Regions from separate parts of the Mus musculus genome. Here region 2 is linked to region 1. A link is a contact called in ENCODE Hi-C or POLR2A ChIA-PET data. All regions are on one chromosome and are shown on one strand. The core of a region is the stretch at or near the end of the contact, and the rest is flanking DNA. Distances in the headings are between cores, read along the strand shown.

What was found. Hi-C counts contacts between places; a loop is a spot of excess contacts on that map. ChIA-PET counts read pairs that join two places held with the same protein, here RNA polymerase II (POLR2A).
Region 2: a map of mouse embryonic stem cell shows a loop between it and region 1 (1.8-fold over the local background). The contact joins the promoter of Med23 here to the promoter of Enpp3 in region 1. A Hi-C loop is called at or near these places in 1 of 37 maps with a recorded cell type or tissue (mouse embryonic stem cell). POLR2A ChIA-PET finds 5 or more read pairs at or near these places in 2 of 5 experiments (Patski and embryonic stem cell).

What each region holds. Positions count from the first base shown.
Region 1 is chr10:24,833,877-24,839,000 of GRCm38, reverse strand. Enpp3 (ectonucleotide pyrophosphatase/phosphodiesterase 3) reads left to right here and starts at 2,806. Exons shown (of 25, transcript NM_134005.2): 1 at 2,806-2,985. The coding sequence starts at 2,908.
Region 2 is chr10:24,866,908-24,872,031 of GRCm38, reverse strand. Med23 (mediator complex subunit 23) reads right to left here and starts at 2,046. Exons shown (of 30, transcript NM_001166416.1): 1 at 1,886-2,046; 2 at 1,547-1,578; 3 at 1,281-1,368. The coding sequence starts at 1,933.

The sequences.
Region 1 (5,124 bases), core at 1,557-4,056:
AGTGATAGGGGTGGAGACAGAGAAGGGAAGAAAACATCAAAGACTCAAGTTCTGCAGCTGTCAGTTGCTTGATCCAACCTTAGCATCATGAAGCAAGTCTGTGGCACATTCTCATCTGCATTCATAGTAGCCCAGTGGGTAAGGAGACTTAATAAAACTTGGTCCAGTCCAACTCCTTCCTACTTGGAAAGCTACTTAATACTGTAGTAGTGGCTATTTCTGTTTGTCAATTTGACTATATCTGGAATGAACTACAATCTAGAATTAGAAGGCTCACCTGTGATCTTGAGGCTGGGAGATACAAGTTTCTGACCTGGATCTTGTCTGACCCGTCCAGCAGGTCAAGTTATTCGAGGGTCTCAAGGGGACCTTCTCCTAAGAACCAAATGGGGGGTAGAGAGAGGCGAGAACCTTGTGCAATGAACGACACATGGAAGCAGTCTGAGTAACATCAAGGTCTCACTGTATTAGCAAGGCTCAAGGTTTAAATGCACAAGCAAAAGGGGAAGTACTTCTCAGCAGGAAGAATGGGGCAGCGGAAATGCACCTCAGCAGGAGGGATGGGGCAGCAGAAAAAGAGGAAGTACTTCTCAGCAGGAGGGATGGGGCAGCAGAAAAAGAGGAAGTACTTCTCAGCAGGAGGGATGGGGCAGCAGAAAAAGAGGAAGTACTTCTCAGCAGGAGGGATGGGGCAGCAGAAAAAGAGGAAGTACTTCTCAGCAGGAGGGATGGGGCAGCAGAAAAAGAGGAAGTACTTCTCAGCAGGAGGGATGGGGCAGCGGAAATTTTTCTTTTGGCGACTACACGGGGAAGCAAGCAGGAACTTGGAGGTATCAGGGTACATCTTGAGGTCAGGACATCCGGCGCTGATTTAGGGCTGGAACAATCTGTGGTTGTTCTCAGAGCGATGTGTCGGTGGCCTGCTTTTGACCCCCTTTTCTTCTGGGGGGGGGAGGCCCAATTCAGAGATCAGGACAATAGTGTTGTCTTAATAGCTCCCAACACTTGGCATGGAGATCTTGAGGCATAGTGGCTATGAATCCCAGGAGAGTAAGGCAGGGAGAGCTCTGAGTTCAAGATCATCTGGAATAAAGCAAGTCCCAGATCCAGGCTTGGTGGTACACACCTTTAATCTGGTCCACACCCCACACCTTCTGCTGGATTCCAATTTGTGGACATTGGAAGAAGGAAGACTCTTTTCTTTGACTGCTTGCCTTGTGGGACTGAGTAGCTGTTAGAGCCTTGGACTTCCATTCATAGCTGCTGCTGACCATTGTTGGGGAGTTGGACTACAGACAAATTCCCTTCCTATATAGAGACTACCCATAAGTTCTGTGATTCTAGAGAACCCTAACAAAATACCATATAATGCAAAAAACAGTGAAAACATAGTATCTTAGTCTATCAATGTGAAGAGACACTATGACCAAGGCAACTTTTATCAGAGAAAACATGTAAGTGTGGACTTAGGTATATTTTTGAAGGTTAGTCTATTATCATCTTGCCTGGGAGCACAGTACTGGAGAAGACAGTACTGGACAGTACTGGAGAAGTAGCTTTGGAGAGTTTTGCATCCTGATCCATAGGTAGGAATATATCTATCCATCCCTCTATCTATCTATCTATCTATCTATCTATCTATCTATCTATCTATCTATCTATCTACCTACCTATCTATCTATTTATTTCTCCATCTATCTACTGAGACTGAGAGAGAGGGGGGTGGGGGAAGAGGGGGAGGAGACAGTGGACTTTTGAAACTTCAAATCCCACCCTCAAGGGACACACTTTTTCCAACAAGACTACACCTCTTAATCCATCTGATTCCTAGAAATAGCGCCACTCTCTGGTGACTAAGCACTCAAATATATAAGCTTATGGGAGCCCTTCCTATCAAACCACCACACATACTATTTTGTCGTTTGCTTTAAAATAATTCTTAAACTGTAGACATTCTAAAATGTAAGATACACTCCTCTCATAATTAAAAAAATCTTTATAGTAGTTTCAGAATTTCTATTATAATCAAACACATTTTATTTTGTTTTAATTACTTAATGTATATTGTGTGTGTGTGTGTATGTTGGGGGCGGGGTGTGTGTGTGTGTATGAGTGCAGGGGGCCTTGGAGGACAGAGGAGGAAATCGGGTCCCCGGAGCTGGAACTGCTGAGCAGCCTGACAGAGGTGCTGAGATCTGAACTTTCTCTGCAGAAGCAAGCAAGAGCTCATGACTGCTGAGCTGTCTCTCCAGTCCTCCAGTCCTTTAATAAATGTACTAGCTTGCAACTGCAGCATGACATCTATATGGATGTACAAACTCCCTGTACAGGGCTTCTTGTCAGCCTTTGGAAGATTGAGATAGGAGGGCTTGGAAAACCACTCTGACTAACATGGTATATGATACTGCCAAACACACAAACAGAAACAAAACCCAGAAAGCAACCGAGCTGGGGTGGAGCTCAGCTGGTATGAAGCCATGGATTCAGTTCCCAGCAATTTGTAAATTGGGGGACACATGATGTAATCCTGGTGCTTAGGAGATAAGAAGTGACACAAGTTCTTTCCACAGACAAAAACAAAACAAATGAGTAGCTTTTTATAAGTGTGATTAATATTCTATTCTTGCTATCTACATATCCCGATTAGTATGCATTATTACTTCTAAAGCTGTAAAGAACTGCTGTCCACAATGTCCGAGAGAGAAATGGACTTTATTCTGTGGGCAACGCTGTTTGTTAACAAGGCTTTTCCCTCTTCAATTGACCAATCGCTACAGAGCTCTGCTTTTCTCCCGGATTTAAAAGTCAGTCACAGCTGGGGCAGGCAGGACAGTTCCTTTTTCCCTCCCCAGAGGGAAGAAAGAGCCTTATTTTCTGGCTAGACAGGTTTACACAGCTACGGGAACAATGGATTCCAGGCTAGCATTAGCCACAGAGGAGCCCATTAAGAAAGACAGTCTCAAGAAATACAAGATCCTTTGTGTGGTAAGCAAAACTGTTCATTTTAGTCTTACAAGCTTGGTGGCAGATTGAAGTGCCTGCCTTCCCACTTAGGCTTGCTTGTGTCGCTATTAAGTCAGAATGTGAAGTAATTGTGTCCAGCATTAGGTTTGTTTGTGTTGCAATTTAGGTTAGAATGCTAAGTTATTGTGTCCAGCATTTCTGACAGAAATCTGAGACCGTGCTGGACTGATTTTGTTTTCCACGTGTTTATAATTAGAGCGCAAGCAATTTTTGACTGGTACGAATACTGTACGAGCAAGAATTTAGCAACTGAAATCACTTGACACATACGTCTTAAGGATCTGTTGATCTTTATCAACATTTCATTCTGTTTATTTACCATGTGGAGATTACTTCTTTTGCTTCCTTCCTCACTTTGCTCTGTTCCCCCCCCCCATATGAATTAAGTGCTCCTTTAGAGACTAATCCACCCCCCTCCCCTGTTTCCTATCTGAATGTCCCTAACAATACATGAATGTTGTTGAGGGTTTTATCTTTTTCTTTCTTTTTTAAAACGTTCTCTCCCCCTGCTTCCTGGATAATCTTGAAACGCTCGTTTCCAAGACATACTTGCTTTTTGACGGACTTATCTTTATCTTCATTGAATGTTACTCAAGACCTCACTCTACATCCTTCTTACCCAGTGATCTTTTCTTTAGGCAATCTGTGTGTTCCCCTGAGATGTTAAATGATACCTTCCCCCAACCCAAGCCACCATCATCTCCGACTTCTTTTTGGATGTCTCCTGCCTGACTACTCACCCAGCACCTCCAGCCAAAACCAAATGCAGTATTTTTTTTCACATCTGGCTGGCTGCAGCTGCTCTCAGATTCCTCGGGCTAACATATGTCAGCTCTCCTTTCTGTTTCCCAAGAAAGGTCAAGCAGTTTGTAGCTATGACCCGTGAGGACAACAAATCCTCAGTAGCTCCTCAGAGTTTATCTTTCCAGGACTTACACAGCCCTCCTTGCGGCTTTCTTGCCCTTACCTTTGTCTTAGTTTGTCACTCAAGGAATCAAACCCCTTGGGAGCTAAATCTGGGTCCTAAATGTATTTTTAGATTGTTCTTTTCTTTTTCTTCCTGAGGCACCTGTGGGCAGGCACACAGGCTCAGGTTTCTTTCCCCAGGACACTTCCTACTCTTTCTCTAGAGACACTGGGTTTCAATGGGGCCTGGGGCTTGTGGATTAGCATAATTATGCTGGCCCTGGAGCCTTGAGGATGCTCCTGGGCCTTCTGCAGCTGTGCAAATGGACAGGCCCCACCCTGATGATCTGGGTCCTTGTGTTTATAATGTAAACACTGAACTGAAGGAGGGTAGCTCTCTGGCCCAAGGATATAGACATTTACTCTTTCTAGCACATTTTCTTCTTCCTTATTTTGGGGTAGGGATTGGGGGTGGTTCCGAGACAGGGTTTCTCTGTGTAGCCCTGGCTGTCCTGGAATTCTATAGACCAGGTTGACCTCGAACTCAGAAATCCACCTGCTTCTGCCTCCTAAGCGTGTGCTACCACTATCTGGCTTCTTCTCCCTTATAAGGAAGTTCACTTTTTTGTTTGTTTGTTTGTTTGTTTGCTTGTTTTTTGTTTTTTGAGACAGGGTTTCTCTGTCCTGGAACTCACTTTGTAGACCAGGCTGGCCTCAAACTCAGAAATCCGCCTGCCTCTGCCTCCCGAGTGCTGGGATTAAAGGTATGGGCCACCACGCCCGGCGGAAGTTCACTGTTTTAAAATCGTATCTGGAAAAGGACTCTAATTGTTCCATTTCTTTCTTTCTTTTAAGTTTCAGTGAAAACTTTAAAGGTTTCAGTGGGTATCATGGTACAAACCTGTAATTATAATACTTAGGAGGTAGAGGCAGTAGGGTCAGCTACATACTGAGTTTAAGGCTGGCTGGGCTGATCTCAAAAAGCAAACAACAGAACAAAACTGAAAAATAACACACTTACAGATCTCTACACATCCCTCCTATACTTTATTTAGACAAGCTGAAACCAAATGTTGGGCTCTACATGTTTCAGAATGATGTTCTGAATCTAGAACATTTTTCCTAGTTTGTATTCAGCATAAGGTAAGAAGCTTTAAATAAAGTACACATTAAATGAAAGGAAAGGAGGCCTGG
Region 2 (5,124 bases), core at 797-3,296, 34 kb before region 1:
GCATGGTGGTCTATCCTATGACACCAGGAAGCAGAGGAAGGCAGACTAAAAGTTCAAGTCTAACCTGGGCTACATAACAAAACTCTATCTGGAAAAAAAGAAAGAAAAATTTGAAAGCAAGAAGGTAGTTAATAAATATAGGTGGTAAGGACACATAACAATATGCTACACCGCTATAAGAAGTAAGAAAGAAACTGTAACTCAAAAAATTCCTTGAAATACCTTTAGAACTTATTATTAATGGTGAGAAGTACAGAGCTAACTGCTGACCAATACCTATGGTATATGGTGATTCTATAAAAATAATTCTGAGCCGGGCGGTGGTGGCGCACGCCTTTAATCCCAGCACTTGGGAGGCAGAGGCAGGTGGATTTCTGAGTTCGAGGCCAGCGTGGTCTCGAACTCAAAAAGCAGAAAATAATAATAGTAATAATAATTGTGAGCCTGAGGATGTAGTTCAGAGACGACTGTGTGCCTAGCATGTGGACACATGTTCACATGTTCGGAGACCAGTGTGTGAGGCCCTGTGTTCACCCCCCACACCCCAGCACTGTTTAAAGAGAAAAGAACGAAGATGGCTTTATAATCCTAGAACTCAGGACACAGAGAGACAGTCTTATAGCTAAACAGTTCTGGGAACACAAACTAGGATGCTGGCTTCAGACAGGAAGGGCAGGTGGCTGAGCTAGATCAGGAAGACGGCCAGCGTGTGGAGCTTGGTCACGCTTGCCTTATATATTTCAGGTTCACGTCAAAGCATGACCTGTTGAAAATAGAAAGTTTAAAACATGAACATATTGCCTTTAGGATCCATAACTGGGTGGCAAATTTTATACTAGCTCACAGGCACAGAAAGCCCAGCGGCTCACTTCTCTGTCTACAGTGCATCATGAGAAATACTACTCTAGTGGGGACTCTATCACAGTGTCTTTATGAGGACATATTTATAAATACTGGGCCATTTTTTGAATAGTGACATTTTTCTTTTACGAGAAAAGTTTAGCATATCTGTTTCCATTCAAAGCCAATTTATACAAAGAGGATAAAAACTACCTTACATAATATAACATAGAAGGAAATTTTTAAAACATTTCCCACTGCAATCTTATTACCTTGAACTTTTAACACAGGTTCTCCAGTAAGTACATTTACATAAAATGACAGCAGTCTTATTTTTCCCTTTCCTAAACGATCTTAAGAAAAAGATCAAAGAAGATGTAAAAAGTAAAAAGGAAGGCGTCAAACGTCATTAAGTGGATGTTCAACATGAAATGTCTCACCTGAGAAAGTCCACTCCAAAACTGCCGGAAGGCCGCCAAGCAGCTAATTAGTTTTGTTTTTTCATCCTCGGGGGTATCCATAAACATTCTGAAAAAACAAAAATCACATTATCTGCTGCTAGTTTTAAACAGGTACACATCCTGCAAGGTAGATTTTTTTTAACTCCTCAAAACCAACTTAAGTGGAATCTAACAAAGATAAATCTACAAACAACAATTAAAAAAACACACACACACACACAAAGATCTGCCTGCCACATACTCACCCTGGGAAGGCCTCTTCTATAATTTCTGTTTTCTGCAAACAAACAAAAACTAGTAAACGATCTGACTACTAAAAGGGGGCGGGGTGGGAGATGTCCCCGAGAGAAATATTCCCGGGCAATACAGATAGAGCACGACACTTTTATGGGGACCGCGGCGGGAACTAACAGCACTTTCTTAGATCTGGCAGCAGTCCGGGGATGGGGGGACCGCCACCCCGGTTCAGACGCCTATGTCAACATAGGGGCGGGAAAGGAGCTGGCCCAGGCCCGCAGCCTGGAGCCGCACGCAGCCTGCACTTCCCGGAGCCATGGCTCTGGCTTACGGACAGTGGCACTCACCACCACCTCCTCGAAAATGCTCTGCAGTTGCGTCTCCATCGGTACCATCGAGCCCCGGGCTCCCGGGGAACCCGGCGACAGACGGGTGAGAGCCAGGGTCGGGAAAGAATGGAGCGGAGGGGCGGAGCCACCAGCAGGAAGCCGCCGCTCTCTCTTGCTCTGTTACTTCCTTCGGTGCCAGGCGAATGAGCCCGCCCGGTGCTTACCCGTTACCAGCCCCTCTGAAATCTGTATCTCAGCCTGTTGGTTCCGCTCGTAGAGGTGACCCCGTAAGCTGACAGCGCTGCTTGATCCCGGGCAAGGCCACCCTCTCCTGGCTGGAGCCGGAACTGCGACCTGTTTGGAGTTTCATTTGCAGATCCGAATCACAAGGGCTGTGGCCAGAACCAAGTGGGTGACTGTCAAGAGCTGACCTCGTGAAGCAGTTGATACCACGTTATTCTTGCCCAATAGGACCCATGTCTTCACTATGGTACCCTCAGTTGCTAGCACAGTGATGGGCGTGTCGTCATCGTTTATTGAATGTTGAAAAAAAAAAAAAGAATAAACCCTTTATTGTTAATTCGCAAATAAGTGGCGGTACTAAGTACATCATTTTAAAACAATTTTCCCATCATCCTGGTAAATTTCTGAAAACTTTTTTTTTTATTGTCTTAGTATGAAGAAATTTTTGTCTATCCAAAGGCTATTCGTCAATGTTTTCTTCCAGAAACTTTGTTCTAGCTTTGGTATTTAAGTCCATATTTTTTTAATTGGTTTTCATGACTGGAGATAAGTTCTCACAGGACTTTTCCCTCTTTGGGGAGATGTAAATAAATGTTTATAAACCCTAAATAGAGGACATTGACAGATTAAAGAAAGGATCTTGCCGGGCGGTGATGGTGCACGCCTTTAATCCCAGCACTTGGGAGGCAGAGGCAGGTGGATTTCTGAGTTCAAGGCCAGCCTGGTCTACAAAGTGAGTTCCAGGACAGCCAAGGCTACACAGAGTAACCCTGCCTCAAAAAAAAAAAAATCTCATTCAAATCCAGCTTGGTAAAACAATGAGCTTATTATAGTTTCTTATAGAAGCACGTGACTCGGGTACCCTCATTACTAGGAACTCCTACCTCAAGCATAGATGACTTACAAAAAGGCATACCAGTGTAGTACCCTCCCAATAAAATATTTAAATTTAACACAATGTTGGAGAATTAGAGGGGCTTCTGGGGAATCGTGTAAGGACCATCTTGAGTTTCCATGGCGTCTTCATTTTATTTTATAGTTTTGAGACAGGGTATTTTGTATCCCAAGTTGACCATGAACTTACTATGTAGCAGAGTGACCTTGAATATTTGATCCTTCTATTTCTCATGGCGAGAGATGGGACGCCCCTGAGACTATCTGCCAGGAAGAAGTGTTGGGTTAGGTTTCAGATTGGACCTGGGGTTAGGGTTAGGTGTGCTAGGGTTTGGGTTAGGATTGAACTCAGGGCTTCCTGCTTGCTAGACAAACAGTTTACCAGTAAAGACACATTCCCACTCCCATCTCTCATGTGGGTTTCAGGCAACTGAAGCTGCTCTGCTCTAACAGTGAAGCAGGCACTGCTTCCTGAGAGCTTATGGGCAAGAAGCTGGTGATTTTCCAGTCATAGTCTGGCAGAAACTTAGCTTCCCAACAAATGTAAATGATATCCAATCACTGTATATAGCATTGTTTACTGTACCATAGCTACTGAGATGAACTGTTTAATTTTCTAGTTGAAGAGTAGCCTGAAAGACTTAACATTCAGTGTTCTGTTTGCTGTGGACATGATATGAAAGACTGTGTAGTTTAAATAATAGAGATTTATGTTGATGTTGATACAAATCTGGAGGACAGACAGTCTCCCTGGCTGGTAGATGGACATCTTCAGCTTTCTTGTTGTCTTTCCTTTTTGTGGCTGAGGTTGCTATTGTTCCTCCATATTCTCCTCCTTTTTTTTCCTCTTCCCATGTCTTCTGGTCTGTGATAAGGTCTTATGTGCTCCTAGGCTTGTCTTGAGCTCATTTTGTCAAACTGCCTTCTAAATATGTAGGCTTACACTTATAGACTTGTAGTAATGTCAGCCTTTAGTCAGAGAAGATACCAATATCCTGGTGTATACTTGCTAACTAGCCCTGAGGTCCCACCCCATACTGAGTAGCTATATTCTTGAATAAACAGGTTAAATGATGTTCGGGTCCCACCCTTTACTGAATAGGCAAATCCTGGCATAGATAGGCTAAATGATCTTCAGGTCCTACTCCTTACTGGGTAGATATAAGTAGTGGTTTGGGGGGACGGAAAACTCTTTCATTTTTGAAGATATGGAGTTGTCTATGCTCTAGTGCAGGGGTTCTCAACCTGTAGGTTGAGACCCCAACAGGGGTAACAAATCAGATATCCTATATATCAGATATTTATAGTCTATAACAGTATCAAAATTACAGTTATAAAGTAGTAACAAAATAATTCTATAGTTGGGGTCACCACAAAGAGAACTGCATTGAAGGGTTGCAGTTTTGGGAAGGTTGAGAACCACTACTATAGTTGGTTGCACTATATCTGTGTGTGTATAAGCAGCCCTAGCTAGACCTAGTGGGTTGTAAACAAAATAAGGCATGAAGCTGGGAGGAGGGCATGCTGAGGCAATACGAGGAGAATTGGAGCAGCAAACGGGGATAAATCGGATCATACTTCATTGTATACATCTATAAAATTCTCAATAAATTCACAGATAAATTTTTACATTTGTTTACATATGTATGTGCAAGTGCCACGGTGTGAGTGTCAAGGTCAGGGGTCAACTGTGAGGTCAGGGGGCAACTGTGGGTTCCAGGGATTGAGTTCAGGTCACCAGCATTTGCCTGAACCCCTGAGCCATCTCCTTGGCCCTGTTTAAAAGAAACCCCAACTCTACTTCATACTTTGTTTTTTCTGGAAAATATTTTCTGGGTTAAACCCAAGGATCCAGTTTTTTCTCAGTGGAGATTTACTGAAGGATTCAGGGCAATATTCAAGTTGATAAGTCTTCATCCCTGGCACCACGGATATTTGTGCACAATCACTCTGTCACAGCCTCCTGAATTTCTTCTGGGCATCTTTCTCATGTAGCCAGTAACTAGGTGATAACTCAGCAGGGACTCAGTCTCCTAGAAGCTTTGCTGTAGTCACTTCTGGTAGCAGAAAATTAAACAGTATTTTCTTTCTTTCTTTCTTTCTTTCTTTCTTTCTTTCTT